Regions from separate parts of the Homo sapiens genome. Here all the other regions are linked to region 1. The links are chromatin loops, found by intact Hi-C in ENCODE. Cell type or tissue: dorsolateral prefrontal cortex. All regions are shown on one strand. Each heading gives the region's core, and the rest is flanking DNA. Links, peaks and the distances in the headings are about the cores only. Region 1 has its middle 52 kb from the start of NRAL. Region 2 overlaps LOC401021 (a long non-coding RNA gene). Region 3 overlaps HOXD1 (homeobox D1). Region 4 overlaps HOXD3 (homeobox D3).

Region 1 (5,231 bases), core at 618-4,617:
TTCAAATTGCCTATGGAGTCCACGAGAATCCCAGGAAGATGGCACATAAATACTACTTCCCAGCCATGCATGTGACCACTGGAAAAATGCTACCCTGGACTGATATGGAGTCATTAATCAGGTGTCATGCAGTGGTCCAAAATGGCCCTTACGCATCTATAGTGGACTGAGGAAAATCACTCTCCATCCATGTCAGGCCATGACCACCCTGATCATTCACTGAGGCCACCTGGGCCTTGTCACAGCCACTGGCAGCAAAGGCAGCTCACTGTGCTCTTTCACCATTCAACAGCTGCTCCAGGAGAAGGTGTGGTAAGGAGGAGTCAGGCCAGAGGAAGTGAGAAGGAAATGAGAAGAGGTGATGGCATGGGGGTGAGAGATGGAGCAAGGAGAGGGAAGGAGGGGGTCAGGCCTGCTTTCCCCTTCTGTTGCCCTAAGCATGGCCAATCTGTTTCTCCTCTGTGATTTCTTTATCGTCTGGGCTGTCAAGGGTAGAATTTCCAGTTTTCTCTGGCACATATTATAAAGTATTGGGGACAGAGGAGTATTGAACTTGAAGCTCCATAAACCTTGCAAATTTCAGCCCATAACTGATTTTCTAATAGTGCTGTTAATGTTTTTTCCTTTCAAAACCCTCAATCAATGTTGATTACCAAAGGCTTCTGTGTCTCTCCAAAAATAGCTGAACTTGCTTTTTGGGGGAATGTTTGAATAAATATTTGCTCTTATATGATACTATACACTAAGTCTTTAAATAAAACTGGGTTTAAATGAAACCAAAGGGAAGAATCATAACCTTTTACCCTATGCCAGTCACCGTGCTAAGTTTTTTGTGTGCCTTATTTCATTTATCCTCACTTCACCTCTGTGAGGTAGCATCTACTGGTATTATCTCCTGATGGGGAAATGGATATTAGTGTGATTGAGTTGGTTTAGTAAGGCCACACAGATAGTGATGGAAAGAGCTGGAAATATCCTACTTCTGCATAACCAAGTGCTCCCAACCACTTCCCTAAATGAATATAGGTCAATATATATGTGTACATATATCAGTCCTCCTCACCCAGTACCAATTTTTATTGAACATGTACTATGTGCCAAGGACTAGACTAGATACCTTCCAAAGGTCTTCACATTTCATTAAAATAGCCACTCACTAGCTGAGTTTGTATACAACTATTGCCCCTTCTCTACTAAGAGATAACGTAACATGTTGATTTAATACTTGGACTTTGGTTTCAGACAGGCTGGGTTCAAATCTTGACTTGTTTATGTGCTGTTTATTGCATATTCTGGCAAGTTACTTAATTTCTCTGTGCCTCAATTACCTCTCTGTGACAACACATAAGAGTAGTATCCACGTTATGAGGTTTAAAGGACTTAAAATTTCAAGAATGCCTAGAACAGTGACAGATACCACCTAAGTTCTATAGGAGTTTGATTAATAAGTGAACTGGCTTTTAAAACATGGCTCAGGCTGCAAAGAGAATAGGGTGAATAGTGAACTCTTGCTAGAGAATAACTCCTGCAAGAAAGATATTTAAAAGAAAATGAAAAAAAAACTATCAAATTACAAAATCTATCACAAGTTTAAAATGAGAATATTACCCACATGTGTCTACGGAGCTGTGAAGTGTGAGAGTAATGAGCTAAACTGTCTAAGTTTATTCAAAAAACAAAAGTAATAGGTCTCTTAAAATGTTTAAATAACAATGGCTGGTGATACTGGATCTTGGTTTTGAGAGGAGAACACTGTTGTCCACTTCTGAATTATTTGCTTCCAAGATGTTTTTGGATTGTCTAAAACAGGGTTAATTATTTCAGCTAATGAGTGGATTATTTATTATAATTATTTATGCACTGCCAGGGGAACATGAGGTGCTTTCCACACAGGCTTAAGTTGCCAAGGAACACAGTTGACCCTTGAGAAATTAAATAACTGGAGGCCAGTTTTATACTGATACACATATGCATTATTGATGCAGGCTTTTATGAGACAGTCTAGAAATGTCTTGTGCCCTTTGAGTTGATCATGAAAATCAGGCAAGCCTATCTTGAAACTTTTGTGGGCATGTATTCAACCTTCTTCATAATCTATATTTAATTTCCTTGACAGTCATCTTTCCTCAGATTTTGCTTTTAATCCTTGCTATAAGAACCACTACTCATCAAAATGTCCATTTTCATAAGAGGTGGGAGGAAGGCTTCCTAGAGGGGAGTGTCTGCTTTGAAGGAGGAAGCAGAGGGTTAGAGAAATCAAAATATCAATTATCTGTAAGGTCGGCTGCTGCAGAGCAAAGCTATAAAACCGAGAGAGTTTACTGCAAAAGGGTGCCCCCTGCTGGGGACTCTTTGAACTGCACGGTCATCCGTTCTGAAGATTTAGCTCAGCTCAGCCCAGAAACCTAATGCAGCTGCTGGAGAGGGGCCTCCTTCCCCCAGCACACAACTCGTGGTCCCAGACATCTCTCCCAGATGTTTCTTTATGACCCGTCAAAATGTTTGCTAAATATCATCTGTTAATTTCCCAAACATCCTGGCTCTAGTTCTTTTATGTGTAACCTGATTCAAGATCTTAAAATAGCTGACAGCAAAATAAAATATAAAATAAAACATGAAGGTGCATTTGTCCTGAAACATCAACAAAGTGTGCTGTTCAGTAGGATTCCAATCTCAAAGGACATTTATTCATCACGATGGCAGACTGGTCAGGTGTTTGGCGATCATCCCTAGTCTTCAGCTTTTTAATCATGAGATTTTAAAAAATGTCACCATCTGTAGGGAGAGCTATTGGTCTCAACCTCAGTTTGTTGTGGTGGCAGTCACTCTCCACCCTCAGCAAGTACCTCACAGCAGGACTTTGGTGCAATTGTTAAGGAGGTAGCATTGCTGCTGTCAGCCTCTCTTCGTGGATGAGGTCTGGCAATTTCTCCTCTGAGGCTGGTACCAGGCTCCATTTGATGAAAGAATTCACATTCCTCCTAAGGACTGTTTGGATTGTAAGACGGGATTCGTGGATGGAAAAGTGCTTACTGCAAAAGGAGTTTCTAGTGATGAAATACTTTCATCTGGAGAAATGGAAATGGTGGAGCCCACCCATCAAATCACACACCAGGGTTCCTCTACCCCTCAGTGGATAGAGGATCAGTTGCCATGGCAACCAAACCTTCAGCAGTTGCCCTCCAGACAGTGTAGGCTGGTTCTGGCAGGAGGGCTGACGTCAGGAGGTGGGAGGAAGTGGGGAGGAAGTCCACCCTTGAGGCCAGGCTGCTCAGGCCCTTAACACACCCACAAGTCCCCTGGATAGAGGGAAGTAGGTCCAGCTGCAGCTCTGCTCCAGGAAGCTGGGAGCCTGCAGCTGGTCTGGGAACCTTTTGTGCTAAGGGAGGTCTGTGAAGACAAGCAGTCACTGATTATAGGATATTTCATCAGAGCAGCTGCAATTGATCAGCTCCTGAATCAGTGCCTCTCAGAAGGTCCACCCTTAGAAACTTCCCAAGCTGCGTGCGTCACACATTATCTGAAAGGCTCTACTACTGTCACAGTTGTTTTAAAGGGAAAGGCAACCTTAAACAAAAATTTTCCCCTAAGCAGCTGTTAGGATAGGTAACTGATTCTCTGTGTTCCGTAGACTAGCAGCATCATGTCACCTGGGAAACTGATGGAAATGTGCCCCATCCCAGACATACTGAGGAAGAAACTTTAGTATACGGCCCAGGAATCTGTGTTTGTACAAGCTCTCTGGGTTATTCTGATACACACTACAGTTTGAGTACCAAGGAAATGGGTAATAAGTACATAATTTCATTAATACAGGAATATATAATGGAAACGAGTTGGGTGGGGGGGAGGTGAAATGGTGAACCAAACCCTCTCTAACTAAGATGAGGCCACATGTAGGTTCTTCATGCACAGAACCTATTGGTTTCCTCTTCTTCTGGAACCTAGCCCATCTTTAGTGTCCTGTTGAGTCTGGACAGATAGCAGTACTGTCCCCATCTTTGACATCATTCTTATGGAAGACACCAATGTATTCAATGATGATCAGCTTTCTAGTGGAGTTTCCAATAGCCCATTGCAGGGAAACACAGGGACTGCCAAATTGCTCGAGAGCTTTCTAAAGCCATTCACAAGGTATCTCAAACCAGCTACATAAAGGAAAACTTTGGCTTCAGTAACTGTGATAGGCTTCAGAAGATAGTTGTAGGATGAGTGATCACAATGAACTATTATTAAGAGGCTGACAATTTTTTCACAGGGCACTGTGGTGTTTAGAAGGTTGTTTTGATCCTTATCTTTTTAGCCATTCGAAAAGTGCTTGGCCCAGGTCACTCTTAAAAAGGAGGACCTGAGTAACAGCTGCCCTTGATGGAGGGCTTACTATCTACTAAACCAGCACAACAATCCAACTTCTCACTCAGTTCTCACCACATCCCTATAAAGTAGGTGCTTTTAATTTCCCCTATTGAGCAGTGAAAGAAAATGAGCCAGATGAGAAGTAACTTGCCCAAATTCCCAAAGCAAATAAGGGGCCACTCCAGGATTAGAACCCTGAGTAGTCTGACTCCAGAGACCATGGAATTAACCACAACCTCCCTGAAGCCCTAGACCAAAGGCCACCTGCTTTCCAGATCTCTGTAGAAACCACCTCTTCCTCTGTATACCACTCCTAATATTGCCACTGATAATTTGCAGAATTTTACATTGATGATCTCATTTTATATTCACAACAGTCCTATAAAGTAGACAGCTGTATCAAGGTTCCTATGTTACAGATGAGGAAACTGAGGTTCCAACTAGCCCAGCAGCCTGTCTGAAATTATAGTTCATACGAGGCTGAGCCAAGGTTCAGACTTGGAAGCACATTCACTTTTGATACACTCCATTCACTCACTTAGCTCATCATGGCTTGCATCCAAATTATTTATGTTGAAATCTGTGGTTATCAGCTATTGATGGCAGACTTTCTGAGTTAGTAACCACTTTTTTTCTTTTAAATATTCAGGAGATGAGGACTTAGAACTTTTAAAAACTATTACTTATTTTTGTATTACAAAAGTGGTACATGTTTATAATAACATGTCAAACAATTTCAGAAGCCTGTTAACCTTTTTATATTCCCCATAGCACCCAATATGTTGCCCTGGCATAAAGTAGCTTTTTAGTAAATACAATGGATGTAATTAAATATTGAATTGGTTTCTCACACAGGCACTGAGTTTCCAAGTGTT
Region 2 (5,231 bases), core at 425-4,424, 310 kb before region 1:
AAGAAAAAAAGCTATTTTCTCCCACTGATTTTGAATGGCACTTGCGGATGCAGTTCGCAAATCCTATTGCCTATTCCCTCATGAACATTGTGAAATGAAACCTTTGGACAGTCTGCCGCATTGCGCATGAGACTGCCTGCGCAAGGCAAGGGTATGGTTCCCAAAGCACCCAGTGGTAAATCCTAACTTATTATTCCCTTAAAATTCCAATGTAACAACGTGGGCCATAAAAGAGTTTCTGAACAAAACATGTCATCTTTGTGGAAAGGTGTTTTTCGTAATTAATGATGGAATCATGCTCATTTCAAAATGGAGGTCCACGATTTGTGGCCAGCTGATGCCTGCAAATTATCCTGGATCACTAACTCTGATCACTTACAAATAAGAAACTTGAGTGATTGTTATTTTATTTGGAGTGTTTGTATTTTGTAATTATTTCTCTACTACAGTACAATGACCTTTGAGGTCATTCTTTGATCGGGGTAAAAAACATTCCCCATTGAAAAGCAGGCACCTGGATAGTGGCTTCTAGGCCCTGCCAGGTAGATTCGGAGCAGGAAGAGTCCCTAGGTCGGATGGTACCCGGGTGGGTGTGGGGGTGTGGCCCTGATGGCCAAGCTCTATGTTCAGAGCTTCAGTGCTTTTCCCTGGTTCTGTAGCACAGCGCGCTTGAGTGACTAAAAACCTGGGTTGGGTGCAGGTCCGATTACGCAGCAGAGGTTGATGTCATGGGCAGATTTGGAAGACTTGAGGGGTTCTTTGTAAGCCCCGTGGTAGCATTAATTCTTATTGGAACGAAATGGTCGATTGCATCTAAGGGAAATAATCCACAAATCACAGGAACTCTCGGGCCATTAGTCCACAAGAAAACTAGTTCGTGCTGTTGCCACTACCGGAAATAACCCCATTGTTTCTGTTAACCTAACCAAAAAATGAAACGAAATTTTAAAACGCTGGGACCCTGAGAGCTGAGAAGCCCAGAAGTATAACTCCCAGTGTCCTTGGCCCAAACCTCTGTTCTCTCATAGATCAGGGAGCCGATAGCATGTCCGGGCCTTGGTGACGACGGGTCAGGCCATGAACTGGGCTTGAGATCTCTGGCGAGGACCAGGAGAAAGACGAAGCTCGAAATTATAAATGTGGCCAAGCACGAGAGCTGAAAACAAAGCGTATTTTCCCGTCAGATGTTTCTACAAATAAATTTCGCCAGAGTTCTGTTTTCTGAATCAGAGAGGCAAGGGAAATCGAACAAAGACAGTATTTCACCCTGGGCTGGCAGGCAGCTGTTAGAGGTATTTACGGCCTTGCCGCAGTGCGGCGGCCAGGCAGCCGGGTAGGGTATGCGGGGGCACCGGAAGCTGGGGAGAAGCCATGAAGAACTCAGAATTTCAACTTAAATTCAATTTAGGGTCACGTTTTCGGAAATGGCGTGAACAGATGCCCTCTTTCTAGGGACTGGTCCTTTAGACTTGATAGTTTTGCAGAATGAGGGAGAAGTTGTGCTCTCTGGATGTAGGATGGTTTTCCCCGCCTTGAAGAACGACTCAAAGGGAAGCGGTGCCCAAGATGTGACATTTCTGATCCACATAACAACCTTCAGAGTGTTCATTGGCAACGAGGAGATGCTGCTTGTTCGGCGGAATAGGGTTTGCAAATCAGAAAGGACAGTTGAAGCTTTTAATACATGTTTTCCTGAAAAAGAAAAGTGTGTTTCCTGCTTCTTGAGATGAGGTTCCCAAGCTCCTCTGCATCCAGGCGTAGAAGCAGTGCGCGGTACCTTATCCGCACTGCGCGGTGCAAGCCGGCCGCACAGCTCACGGTCCCGCAGCGCCCGCCACACACCCGCGCCAGAGGTCCAGCGCATGTGCAGTGAAATGGCCTAGCCCGGGAATTCGATCGGCAAAGCACGGGTGTGGGGGCGGGGGGGTGGGGGGGGGCGAGTGGACTCGAGCAGGAAGATACACCCGATCTTTCCATTCTCCCTCCGTCAAGGCTCGCTACTCATCTTGCCTTTATCTCAGCCTTCCCTGTATAGCTGAACAGTTCTACCTTTGGCTACATTTCCAATCATTATGACTTATCACCTCACCCCAGTTTAAATCTGTACGCTAGACATAGGCTGAAAATACGAGACGAGGGCCAAAGGAAACACTCTTCTTTCCAGTTTATATATATATATAGCATATATTTGCCCCTCGGGGAAGGCTGTAGATTTTTTTTTTTCAGCCTGCTGCTACTACTTTGGGAAAAGGCCTTTTCTCCTGGCGCCTGTTCAAACCGCCACACTTCAGGCCAATCCTTCGGCCTGACCATTCCCGGATCTTGTTATGCCAGCACAGCACATTCGAGGGCTCTGGGGGGCAGCAGCTCGGCGAAGAGCAGTCAAATAAATAAATAAATAAACAAATAAATGAACGGACATATAAGGGCTTTTCCCGCCTGGGTTCGCTTAAATAATGGGGGACAAGCGCCTCTGGGCCACGAGCTTGTTGTTTGTCCTGGGATGGGGGGTAGGGGATGAGAGGTGGCCTCAGGTCCCTCTTGCTCCTTCCAGCCGCCCCAGGGGACACTGTAGAACCAGCCTCTGGTGCGGGGAGACCTCCGCCTGCCGGAGGAAGTCCCAGCCTCAGGTTTCCGGGGCTGGTGGTCTCCCTGCTCTGCTGTCTGGCGCCTCGTCCAGGAGGAGGCGCTGTAGGACAAGCGTCTCGCCGGCTGCGGCGGGCCGGGGAGGGCGGGAGCGGAGGGATCGGTACCCGCTCCTCCCTTCCCGCGCACTCTACCTCCGCGCGCCAAGTGTGTGGGGCCTCGAACAAGGGTCGACGGTGCTGCGCCCCGTCCCCCAAGGGGTTCCTTTCCCCAGACTGGCAGTGGAAGCAGCTCCGAGGCCTGGGAGCCTAGGGCCGTTCCGGGTTGGCGGGCCACCTCGCTTTCTCCGCGCTCCCGGAGGGGGCGCGATTTCCTCGTGCTGCGCTTGTAGGAGCAGCAACTTGAATCCTGTGTGGGGCAAGCTGGGCCCAATCCGCGGATCCCAACCAGCCCCTCCCGCTGGGCCGTGGGTCTCGTCATTTACCTTGCCCAGGATTCCTGGTACCCAGAATGGACAGCCTTGAAAAGCACATCCTTTAGTGCCTCCTCCAACAGGCTGATGGGCCTTGCCCTTGCTCACTTAGAACAGGACCTGGGTCCTGGGACTCCCTGGAGACTCAGAGCTTGGGTAAATCCCATTTGCTCTGCAGCTCAAGAGAACTAGCCAGATGCGCATGTCTACTCCACACCACCCAACCACTCTTCTATCACCACTTCGCTCATTTCAGGCCTTTTGTGGGCTCCACTGGGCACTCCTCGCACCAGGTTCAAGAGCCAGCGACACCTTACTTAAATAATGCTCTGACCCAATCCCACTGATCCTCCGTTATCTCTTGGCAATGCAGTCTTTTGTCCCCCTCTCCCCACCGCCTTCTCTAGGGTAATGATTCTCAGTGAAGACCTGCATCAAATCTCTTGTTTATAATGCAGGTTTCTGGGTCCTATCCCAGACCTACTGAATCAGAATATCCAGATATGGTACCCAGAGACCTGCATTTTGTAAACACTCCTCCGCCCAGGGCACTTGGGCTGCATACTTATGTTTGAGAACCACTGGTCAATTATCTCTCCTGCTCCTTTTATGATCCTTTGTTCTCCAAAGATCAAGTTCCCTCTAACCCTACAACTAAGCATCCCCCAGAGCTCTTAGGGTTCCATCCAGGGTTGTGGTTTTTAAGGTCACCACCCTATAGACTGAATACTTACATTTTAGGGAAGAGGCCGTGGATCCCTTAACTTTTGGCTTACAGATTTCAAAGACAGCAGGTTGTGGGTTCAGACTGCCATGGTACCACTTACCTATTGCGTGACCTTAGGCGAGTACTGCAACTCTCTAGACCTGTTAATTTCTTTGAAAAGGAGGGATAAGAGTACCTTCAAGGGTTGCTATGAGAATTTTTACTTACTTGCAATTCTATATGTCAGGCACTATTCTAACTGCTTTATGTACCTTTAACTCACTGGTTAAGTACTTAAACCAGTGTTTTGCCACATACCAAGTATTCAATACATACATGTTTCTTATTATCCCCCTTTTGCTGAGTAATCAGGCCTAGACTTTTAGAGCAAAAGACCCCTGGTTCACTCACCAAATTTTTGAATTCTATGGAGGAGAAGACAGGCTTGAACACACAGGAAGTAGCAGACTCAGGAGAACATAGTTCCGTGACTTAACCTATTGCTGTTGTGGGCCACATAGTCCTGGCCCATTGGGTCTCAGTGTCTGGCACCTAAATGTATCAGGGTTACACCAGGCAGAAAGTGGCCCTAACTCCTCAGTGGGCAGGTATCAGGTAGGGGAGGCCTCACATTCACACAGGCACATCTTCGACTCCCACAGATGGCTTCAGGTCTTTCCTGAGAGCAGGCCCATTTATCCAGCTCCTGCAATCACCTTCTCCATCACCACCCTGTCCTGTCAGTCACACCCACTGGGCTGGTTGTTCCTCTTGTTATTCTATAGCCCCAGGGCAAGGACCCTCCTTAGTCTTTTAAAATCTAGGGCAGGGTAGGAAAGCAAAAGACCAACAACAGCCAAGGAAGCCGAGGAGCCCCACCTCCACTCCCCCCAACCCTTCTCACCCCTTTAACTGCTTGTGCCCCAGGATCTGGGTTCCAGGGCAGCAGCTGAGCCTCTGCCCCCAACATGTGTGGGGGTTGTAGCCAGAAAGGGTATTTTTATAACTCTTCATAAAAGATGTACGGAATTTAAAAGAATTGGAAGGGTCAATGGAGAATTGAGGGATAAGTCCTCACCCTTAGTTCTGGGTCCATGACTTCTGGCTACAGACTTTTTTCATGAGAGACTTAGTAGCTCTTGGCCAAGCTGCTTTGCTTGGCTTAACCAGGAAGTCCTCCTGGGTCAGATTTTCCCTCAAAACGTACAGTTTCTTCTGCTACCAACCTTGTCAGGCAGTGTTCTGCCTACAGCCTAGGGCAGCACCTCCTGTTCCAACAAATCTTGGTTCTCCTAGTACTTAGGTAGCCACCTTAGCCTCTTCTGCCCTTCTTGGGACCACTGGAGCCTTATTTCTAGCCTCCGCTCTGCTCTCAAACATCTTGCTCCAAGCCCCCTCCCCTTTTGTTTTGGTCTCTTCTCTCACTATTGGCCTTTTTGTCTGGGGTCACCTCTGCCTCCCTGGGTC
Region 3 (5,231 bases), core at 355-4,354, 260 kb before region 1:
CTGTCTTTACGTTGCAGGCAAACTCGCCGAGTATGGGGCCGCTAGCCCCTCCAGCGCGATCCGCACGAATTTCAGCACCAAGCAACTGACAGAACTGGAAAAAGAGTTTCATTTCAATAAGTACTTAACTCGAGCCCGGCGCATCGAGATAGCCAACTGCTTGCACCTGAATGACACGCAAGTCAAAATCTGGTTCCAGAACCGCAGGATGAAACAGAAGAAAAGGGAACGAGAAGGGCTTCTGGCCACGGCCATTCCTGTGGCTCCCCTCCAACTTCCCCTCTCTGGAACAACCCCCACTAAGTTTATCAAGAACCCCGGCAGCCCTTCTCAGTCCCAAGAGCCTTCGTGAGGCCGGTACTTGGGGCCGAAAAACTGTGGCCTGCAGAAGTCCCAGGCGACCCCCATCCCTATCTAGACTTAGGAGCTCAGTTTGGGATGGAGGTGGGAGAACAAAAATGAATAGGGATTTCACTTGGGAAATGAAGTACTTTAGTTGGCTTCCGAGTTCCAGACTATATGTCCAGATATTAATTGACTGTCTTGTAAGCCACTTGTTTGGTTATGATTTGTGTCTTATCAGGGAAAAGGTGCCCAGCTGCCAGCCCAGCTCCGCTGCTATCTTTGCCTCACTTAGTCATGTGCAATTCGCGTTGCAGAGTGGCAGACCATTAGTTGCTGAGTTCTGTCAGCACTCTGATGTGCTCAGAAGAGCACCTGCCCAAAGTTTTTCTGGTTTTAATTTAAAGGACAAGGCTACATATATTCAGCTTTTTGAGATGACCAAAGCTAGTTAGGGTCTCCTTGATGTAGCTAAGCTGCTTCAGTGATCTTCACATTTGCACTCCAGTTTTTTTTTCTTTAAAAAAGCGGTTTCTACCTCTCTATGTGCCTGAGTGATGATACAATCGCTGTTTAGTTACTAGATGAACAAATCCACAGAATGGGTAAAGAGTAGAATCTGAACTATATCTTGACAAATATTATTCAAACTTGAATGTAAATATATACAGTATGTATATTTTTTAAAAAGATTTGCTTGCAATGACCTTATAAGTGACATTTAATGTCATAGCATGTAAAGGGTTTTTTTTGTAATAAAAATTATAGAATCTGCTGCTCTCTGCTTTTCTTACACTCTTTAATAATGATTCTCTTTCTTTAAAGTTGATTCAGTTTCCTGTATTTGAATTTTCTTGATTCTGCTATGAGAATTTGTTTATGTTGATAACTTTTTTTTTTTTTTGACACGGAGTCTTGCTCTGTTGCCCAGGCTGGAGTGCAGTGGCACAATTCTGGCTCACCACAACCTCTGCCTCCCAGGTTCAAGTGATTCTCCTGCCTCACCATCCCCAGTAGCTGGGATTACAGGCATGAGCCACCATGCCCAGCTAATTTTTTGTATTTTTTTTAGTAGAGACGGGGTTTCACCATGTTGGCCAGGTTGGACTCGAACTCCTGACCTCAGGTGATCCGCCCACCTCGGCCTCACAAAGTGCTAGAATTACAAACGTGAGCCACCACGCCCAGCCGATAACTTTTAAAAATAATACTTCCTACAGGTTGTGTACACACCCAGCAAGTTATGGGCAATTAGTAGTTTAAGAGAGAAAACTACTCTGCCAAATATCCAAGTAACTATGGAAATACTTTCCTTACCTTGAGTGCCCTAATTTTATGGTAGGTGTGTAGTCTGCACATTTAACTCAAGTGTTAGGTGCCTACTGTGGAATGTTGTAAAGCCAAGGAGACACTTCAGGGAGATCTTGTTCTTTTGTCTCCTGTCCTCACAAAAGGAAGAGGAAAGGTGACCTGAAGACTTTGTTTCTTGGTTAGTGTTCCCTGAGAAAGGCAGCTGCACATCAAAAAGTTCTCAGTGGCTGAATTCCCATTTCCAAAGTCAAGAGTTACAAAGGAGGCTGGGAAAGGCTAGTAGTCACAAATTTCTACTTCCTGTAACCCAGACTGAGTATCTGGCGGAGAGAGAGCACAGACAGTGCCTTTCTGATTTCAAAAATGAAATATTTTCAAATGAATACTTTGGAAGAGGTACAAGCACAAAACTTGAAAGTTGACAAGAGAGTATGTGGTTAAAAAAAACCCCAAAACCTATTCTCTAATCTATTTCACCCAAACTCCCATTTCTCATCCCGGGAGGCATTCATAGTTGACCAGAGTTTATGTAAACTTGCAGAAATATGAGAAAAAGATGCAATATAAAGATACAGAATCAAGTGGATACTTGGGACAGTTTTGGGGAGTACGTCCTTATTTTACAACTATATCTTTAAGTTCTTTCTATAGTTCAACAGAAGGGCTAACGGCCCAAATAATTCAGATAAGAACCTCAGCTCTTTTAGCTAGATTTCTAGATTCCAGTATAATGCTTTAAATCTAATTATTCATAAATCTAAGCAACTGTGAAAGATTACCTTTTTTATAAAGCAGCAATATGATTAGTTCTCTTAGAAAATTGGAGTTACACTGAAGTTCTCATTCTTTGCACCTATAGTTGAATGGAGTTGAAGAAATAAAATGATCAGCTCCAACAAACTCAGCTGATTAGAGGGAAAAGATACTGCTTAAAAAGCAGGTCTGTCAATATTATTCTTGTTTCCCCGGCTGCCCTTTAATAACTTGATGCTAATTGAATCTTGTTTGAAACAACAGCCCCCCTCTGAGCTCTACTGCTATTTGAAAGAACTTGTTAAAGGACTTGTGATCTGCTTGCTTACAGCCACCTCTGGGCTTCCCCTGCAGTGGTCTTTGACATGACAATGTTTCCTTTTTGATAAGCATTTAAATGTACACCTAAACAACAACAACAACAAAATACCAACATGCTGGGTCATTTCCTTAATCTACCACCCTTTTCTCTGAGAAAATAAAGCTTTTCCTTCTGAAGCTAGTACTAGCACTTAGCCCTGATGGATGTCTTCCTTGATGAAGGTGGCTATTATGACATTCGTATAATGCTATTCTATGAATCAGGCCAATATTAGCTATTTTTTGCCCAACCCCAGGGATCTTTAAAAGCTTTCTTAATGCAGATCACTGTACAGCTATATTCAGTATTAGGAAGAGTCCTGGCTGGAGATCGGGATGAACTAGGTGACCTCTGGAGGTCCCTCCCAACAATGAAAATGCTACAATTTAATGACTTCTGCATATTTTATTTTAGACCTATCATTTGAAGGGAGTTAGGCTCTAAGAGAAAGCAAATGTGCTGTCTAGGATTACAGTGATACTGTGTTTATACAGGAAAAGAGGATTTTAGACACTATCAAATACATGTTGTCAGTGGAGGTACCTAGGCAATGTGGATCATTTACAGAGCATTCCTTTTCCTATTATTTTGAGCCTTGTGTTATTTTGAGTCAGATCTCCATGAAGTATGAGGTTACTATGTAAACTGCAACTACTCAAACAATCCCGTTTCTATTTTACAAGATTTCAAACTAAATATGCTAATTTACCCTCCAGTGATCTGTTACAAGGATGAATACACAGTGGACAGTTCTGGCTGTTGTATAATTAACTATTCAATGTTCCTTTGTCTTCACATAATGACCATGTGTCTACTTTTCTGGATCAGGATAATTGGGAGTGAGGAAAAGGAAAGCACTTAATAATATATAAAATTCCCATAAGTTGAGTACTAGCAAATGAAGGCTTTGCTGATATAAAAACCTAAAGCAATGTCACCTAGAGTTTCAAAAGATTAATTGTGTGTGATTTATGCTGCCTCAATCTCAAATATGGTGAGGACCAACACCAGAAAAGGCTGTCTGATTATCGTGTCATCCAAAAAAAACAGAAGCAGGCTCAGGAGAGTTGCATTAGCTCTGAAGTTCTTAATTATTCCTTATGGCCAAAGAAATGATCTATATTTGCTGAATATTGAATTTGAAAACCTCAGGATCTAATCAGTTTCCGAGAGTTGTTTAGTCTGACCACAGACCTCTCAACAAGAAAAATGCCCATTGTTAAAACTTTATTTGTGGTTTTAAAGTAAAACCATAGTGGACATATCTCACGAAGATAAATATCCGTCTAAATAGAAACAAAGATGTTCATGGTTTTTACCTCTATCTAATGTTTTCAAGTCATGAACATGCAACAAATCTGCAAAATAACTCTATTTCAACATCTCATTTGTAATTGCTTATTACGTTGTACTTGTTATTCAGAAATAAAATTTCTATAGAAACTGTTTAACTAGATTCAATAATGAACCAAGAGGATGAAAATCCTAAATATTGGTGTGAAAGGAAGGTCTATTACTTAGCTTGTAAAGATTTCAACATAATCTCTTCTCCTTCTAGAAATCTTACTGATGTATTTTGGAAAGAAGGGCCAAAGAGTAGTCATTTGGACTTGTCATAGCTAATAAACTATTACAAGTTTATTAAAACTGACACTTTTGAGGCATTTCTAGAAGGTGCTGGACTCTTCAGCACACTGAATTCTTAGGGATTTTGTAGAGCCTAAGCTTATACAATTTGGGGAAACCTCTTTAAGGAAAAAAATACAAAATTGTTAATACAAAATTCCCAGGATGTGGAATGGTTCAAGTTAGTGAAGTTTACATTTCACTGGGCTCATAGTAAATTCATATCTGCCCCTTCCTTGAAACCATCACTTTTTCTCCACTGCCATCATTGCCTATGAGATAATAGCAATGATCGCTTTTCTCTAACATCTTAGAGCCAGAGTCACTCTTTCTCTTCAAATGCATCAAATAGTGGATAATGGGGACAAGGGCAGGTTGGCACTCTGTTCTACTCTCTTAGCATCTCAATCTCACTGTGCTCTTCTGGGCTACTGGGTGGCTGACTTTAGCCAGTGGCTTTTCCCATTCTACTGCCTTAGAATGGGAACCCTATCTCATCCTAGAGGTCCCCTTCTGTTGTGTTTTCTTCTCAAAGATATAAACAGAAGAGAAAGATATAGCTGGAGACAATGCAGCCACATTGTTAGCGTCTAAACATTTCCTAGGATGGAACCACTGAGGCTGAAGTAAAGGACCCTGAACAAATAACATTATTATTTTTCTTTTCTTAGAAATGGGATCTTGTTTTGTTGCCCAGGCTGGTCTTGAACTCTTGGGCTTAAGTGACCCTCCTGCCTTAGCCTCCCAAGTAGCTGGGAATATAGGCATGCGCTGTCACACCCAGTAAGAACATTATTCTTTTGCTTTTTTTTGAGATGGAGTCTCGCTCTGCCGCCTA
Region 4 (4,995 bases), core at 996-4,995, 280 kb before region 1:
GCCCTGGAGCTTCCTGAGTGCACAATGCAGAAGGCTGCTTACTATGAAAACCCAGGACTGTTTGGAGGCTATGGCTACAGCAAAACTACGGACACTTACGGCTACAGCACCCCCCACCAGCCCTACCCACCCCCTGCTGCTGCCAGCTCCCTGGACACTGACTATCCAGGTTCTGCCTGCTCCATCCAGAGCTCTGCCCCTCTGAGAGCCCCAGCCCACAAAGGAGCTGAACTCAATGGCAGCTGCATGCGGCCGGGCACTGGGAACAGCCAGGGTGGGGGTGGTGGCAGCCAGCCTCCTGGTCTGAACTCAGAGCAGCAGCCACCACAACCCCCTCCTCCACCACCGACCCTGCCCCCATCTTCACCCACCAATCCTGGAGGTGGAGTGCCTGCCAAGAAGCCCAAAGGTGGGCCCAATGCTTCTAGCTCCTCAGCCACCATCAGCAAGCAGATCTTCCCCTGGATGAAAGAGTCTCGACAGAACTCCAAGCAGAAGAACAGCTGTGCCACTGCAGGTAGCTCCCTGAGGTGGCCTACTGCCAGACCAAGCCCCCTCCAGATTGACCCAAGGAAGCCTAGTCAGGGCTGGAAATGCAACCTTGGAGGTCATATGTCTAAACTCCTACTCACGTCAAAATGTTCTTTTTTTTAGTGTTCCTGATTGGGGTCATGACCTTGCAGTGACAGGGTGCTCCCTTCCATTCCAGGCTGCTGGTGCTGTTGCTGGACAGGTCTTATAGCTATTAATAGAGAGTGCTTCCTTATATGGGCATATCTGTTTTCCTGGGCTGCTAATTATAACTCCATTCCCTCTTCCACCCAACAGCTCTTCAAGATTTGAAGATAGGTATTACAATCCCCAAGCCTAGGTGATTATATAGCCCATATCACACGAATCTCATTCCCTTAAACTCATAAAAACTAAAGTCTTAGAAAGTACCATACTAAGTACTTTCTAAGCATTATCTAATTTAATTTTTCAAAGAACCTTTTGAGGTAGGTATATGATAACATCCCCATTTTACAGATAAGAAAACTGTTAGAGAGGATAGGCAACTTGCCCAAGATTCTGAAACTGCAAAGTGGTGGATTTGAATCCAGTCAGTCTGGCTTTAGGGGCTGCTAAGCATAACCATGAGTCTCTATTTGGCCCACCTCAGCCCAATTCTCCCACTCCAGCAAATCCATAATGGGGAGGTGCCTGTCCTAGTAGGAGAGGATATTCTGGGAGACAGTAACAGCCTTGGATTTCTCTAACTGGAAGGGGAGCCCCTCCAGTTGGGGCCTTCTCTAGGTCCACCCAGGGCATGTAGAAGATAGGCATGGCCAGGAACTCTGAGGGCTGTTCCTTCTCTCTGCTTAGACTGCTTGGTTCCTGAAATTTTCTGACCTTGTGGTATCTGATGTGGTTTATCTTCAGGTAGATGAACTTGCTTCCAGGTCCAGGGCAAGTTTGGGGCCTGGGGTGTGGCTTGCTATCAGGGATCTGGTTTGCCTGATGTTTTCTGGGGCTGCTGCTCCTAGGGAGAGGGTATTATCCTGCCTGCAACCTCCTTTTCCTGCCCCTCCTTCCTCAGCTGCAGGCTCAGGCCCTCCCTCCCAGGAGAAATCCATTTGTCTTCCCTGGGAGGGAGTGGACAAGCAGCTGAGAGGTGGCAGGGTAGTAAAAGCCAGTGTTGAGGCTGCTGCTCCTAGCACTGTGAATACTCAAAATGCTTCCAGCCTGGCCTTGGACTCCCTAAAATACCCAGGCAGTGTTTTTTTTTGTTTGTTTGTTTGGTTGGTTTTTTTTTATTTTTTATTTTTTGGTTTGTCACCTCCCTGGCTTTGAGTGCAGTTGGGCTGCAGTGGGGCGCCAAGATCTCCATCCCCATACTTTGCTGGGGGTTGGTGGGGGGCTTTGCCCAGAGGCCAGCTCCTAAGCAAGGCAGGCTGGAGCTATTTCCTCTTCCTTTCCTTCTCCATACCCCACCCCTGGCAGCAGAGGCTGGGAGGAGTGTTCAAAGGAGTCTGGCCCTTCTTTGACAGAGGGAGGCCTTACCAGCTGCTCCTGGTCTCTCATTAAACTCTTTCATGGCCTTTGGGTGGGTATGGGATGATGGACTAGGCTGCAGGGGAGAGGGTGGGCAGAGTGAACTGGATCTCAGAAGGCTGATGGAGGTTTCAGGTGCGACTGATAGGTAGGCCTAGTAGGGGGTTGGTAGGTAGGTGAATTCCCCCTTGGAATCATACCTCTCAAACGGCCCTTCCCCTCCCCAGCCAGGATTGGAGGTGGGGGGAGGGAGGAGGAAAAGAGAACCAGGGAAGCACCCCTCTCCAGTCCTGAGGGTCCCCACCCACTCGCTCAGCGCCCTCCCTCTCTCCCTCCCTGCCCAGGAGAGAGCTGCGAGGACAAGAGCCCGCCAGGCCCAGCATCCAAGCGGGTACGCACGGCATACACGAGCGCGCAGCTGGTGGAATTGGAAAAGGAATTCCACTTCAACCGCTACTTGTGCCGGCCGCGCCGCGTGGAGATGGCCAACCTGCTGAATCTCACGGAACGCCAGATCAAGATCTGGTTCCAGAACCGGCGCATGAAGTACAAGAAGGACCAGAAGGCCAAGGGCATCCTGCACTCGCCGGCTAGCCAGTCCCCTGAGCGCAGCCCACCGCTCGGCGGCGCCGCTGGCCACGTGGCCTACTCCGGCCAGCTGCCGCCAGTGCCCGGCCTGGCCTACGACGCGCCCTCGCCGCCTGCTTTCGCCAAATCACAGCCCAATATGTACGGCCTGGCCGCCTACACGGCGCCACTCAGCAGCTGCCTGCCACAACAGAAGCGCTACGCAGCGCCGGAGTTCGAGCCCCATCCCATGGCGAGCAACGGCGGCGGCTTCGCCAGCGCCAACTTGCAGGGCAGCCCGGTGTACGTGGGCGGCAACTTCGTCGAGTCCATGGCGCCCGCGTCCGGGCCTGTCTTCAACCTGGGCCACCTCTCGCACCCGTCGTCGGCCAGCGTGGACTACAGTTGCGCCGCGCAGATTCCAGGCAACCACCACCATGGACCTTGCGACCCTCATCCCACCTACACAGATCTCTCGGCCCACCACTCGTCTCAGGGACGACTGCCGGAGGCTCCCAAACTGACGCATCTGTAGCGGCCGCCGCCAGCCCGAACTCGCGGCAAAATTACCTCTCTTGCTGTAGTGGTGGGGTAGAGGGTGGGGCCCGCGGGGCAGTTCGGGAACCCCCTTCCCCGCTCTTGCCCTGCCGCCGCCTCCCGGGTCTCAGGCCTCCAGCGGCGGAGGCGCAGGCGACCGGGCCTCCCCTCCATGGGCGTCCTTTGGGTGACTCGCCATAAATCAGCCGCAAGGATCCTTCCCTGTAAATTTGACAGTGCCACATACTGCGGACCAAGGGACTCCAATCTGGTAATGGTGTCCCAAAGGTAAGTCTGAGACCCATCAGCGGCGCGCCCTGCAGAGGGACCAGAGCTTGGAGAGTCTTGGGCCTGGCCCGCGTCTAGCTTAGTTTCAGAGACCTTAATTTATATTCTCCTTCCTGTGCCGTAAGGATTGCATCGGACTAAACTATCTGTATTTATTATTTGAAGCGAGTCATTTCGTTCCCTGATTATTTATCCTTGTCTGAATGTATTTATGTGTATATTTGTAGATTTATCCAGCCGAGCTTAGGAATTCGCTTCCAGGCCGTGGGGGCCACATTTCACCTCCTTAGTCCCCCTGGTCTGAACTAGTTGAGAGAGTAGTTTTGAACAGTCGTAACCGTGGCTGGTGTTTGTAGTTGACATAAAGGATTAAGACCGCAAATTGTCCTTCATGGGTAGAGTCAGGAAGCCCGGTGGCGTGGCACAACACACTTTGGTCATTTCTCAAAAACCACAGTCCTCACCACAGTTTATTGATTTCAAATTGTCTGGTACTATTGGAACAAATATTTAGAATAAAAAAATTTCCCAGTCGGAACTGTATCTGTGTTAATCATGCACACTTGCAAGCAGATCACTATGCCTTTATCTCGCACAATCCCCATGGAAGGCCCCGAAACAGACTGACACTTTGAAAAAAATATTTTATTTATTTGGAGTCTAGTGCATAAATTGGTTCTCGGGATACTTGATTACTTTCCAGCTATTGAAATTAGGGGAGGGGGAAATGAGGATGCAAACCTAAGAAGGTTCTGGGCGGGATGATTTGGGCAGGGCTTTTTGAAAGCAGCGCCTGCTTTGCTGTTTTTACTGCCTTCTTTCTAGACACAATCGACTTTTACACTGGGGAGACCAGAGCTCACTTTTCTGCATTAAGTAACAAAAAATAAACTTTGAAAGAAAACTGACAATCAAAGAAAAAACACAAGAGAAGTTGTAAGAAGAATTGAGCTATGAAAAAGCTAAGGTGTAGAAAAAGAAACCATCATTTGGAGACGCGTACCTAAGCTTTTTCTCTAGGAAATGCTGTCATGAATTCTTCCTTTGTAGTGATCATTAGTTCATTTCTAAAGAAAACAAACATTCCCCAAGATGTAAAGTAATAATATTTCATTAATGAAACATAACAAGTATAAACACCTTGTTTACTCCTGTTTCTTATACAAAATGGGCAAAAATGTCTTCAAGGATTTATAACCATTTTGTAAATATTAATGTGGCTTCTGCTAGGGGTGGACAACTTCCCGGCTTCTATGGGAGGGGCCACTTAGAAAACGCCTTCAGATAAGGTTCAATTCTTTTGTATTTCAGCAAAGTCAGCCCACGCATCTCTATTTGGTTTGACAAATAATGCAACTCCTACTACATCCCCGATGACACGAAGTGAAATTCCTATTGTGTGGAAATAATTTAACTTCTAATCTTCTGGTGGAACAACAATCGTTTCTATTTGGATGTTTGTATTTCACTAAGTAATGATGGCTCAAAATAATATTTAGTTTCCTTGTTCCTTTGTGCTGTTTTTAAAATGGCATGTTAGATTTGGGGGTGGGAGGGGATATCCTTTTG

What was found. Peaks named below come from ENCODE experiments on the same cell type or tissue, not always from the same donor. Only the 100,000 strongest peaks of a DNase experiment are listed, where the experiment ranks them.
Region 2: a loop joins it to region 1, with 15 times the contacts of the local background. A loop is called at or near these places in 101 of 110 quality-filtered maps.
Region 3: it touches region 1 in a loop (4-fold over the local background); 3 of 110 quality-filtered maps call a loop at or near these places.
Region 4: it touches region 1 in a loop (3-fold over the local background); 4 of 110 quality-filtered maps call a loop at or near these places.

Annotation. Positions count from the first base shown.
Region 1 is chr2:176,452,770-176,458,000 of GRCh38, forward strand. No RefSeq gene overlaps it. Among named protein-coding and RNA genes, the nearest start is that of NRAL, 52 kb to the right of the region's middle. RefSeq lists silencers at 2,172-2,466, 2,383-2,432. In dorsolateral prefrontal cortex, for the core only: CTCF peaks have their summits at 2,341 (motif pointing left) and 2,543; a DNase peak (open chromatin) is centred at 2,352; H3K27ac peaks cover 895 bases.
Region 2 is chr2:176,137,969-176,143,199 of GRCh38, forward strand. LOC401021 (a long non-coding RNA gene) reads left to right here. Exons shown (of 2, transcript NR_148241.1): 2 at 1,029-2,423. Among named protein-coding and RNA genes, the nearest start is that of HOXD-AS2, 3.5 kb to the left of the region's middle. In dorsolateral prefrontal cortex, for the core only: CTCF peaks have their summits at 2,718 (motif pointing right) and 2,919; DNase peaks (open chromatin) are centred at 2,326, 2,693 and 2,953; H3K4me3 peaks cover 889 bases; H3K27me3 peaks cover 4,000 bases.
Region 3 is chr2:176,189,791-176,195,021 of GRCh38, forward strand. It overlaps HOXD1 (homeobox D1), which reads left to right. Exons shown (of 2, transcript NM_024501.3): 2 at 18-1,117. The coding sequence ends at 352. Among named protein-coding and RNA genes, the nearest start is that of HAGLR, 3.4 kb to the left of the region's middle. RefSeq lists an enhancer at 2,480-3,020. In dorsolateral prefrontal cortex, for the core only: no CTCF peak of the experiment used is centred there; no DNase peak of the experiment used is centred there; H3K4me3 peaks cover 2,176 bases; H3K27ac peaks cover 1,653 bases; H3K27me3 peaks cover 4,000 bases.
Region 4 is chr2:176,169,139-176,174,133 of GRCh38, forward strand. HOXD3 (homeobox D3) reads left to right here. Exons shown (of 4, transcript NM_006898.5): 3 at 1-517; 4 at 2,379-3,960. The coding sequence ends at 3,136. It overlaps HAGLR (HOXD antisense growth-associated long non-coding RNA), which reads right to left. Exons shown (of 3, transcript NR_033979.2): 3 at 4,051-4,995. Among named protein-coding and RNA genes, the nearest start is that of HAGLROS, 6.5 kb to the right of the region's middle. RefSeq lists a silencer at 1,383-1,677 and an enhancer at 2,483-3,093. In dorsolateral prefrontal cortex, for the core only: a CTCF peak has its summit at 2,676; a DNase peak (open chromatin) is centred at 2,723; H3K4me3 peaks cover 1,823 bases; H3K27ac peaks cover 648 bases; H3K27me3 peaks cover 4,000 bases.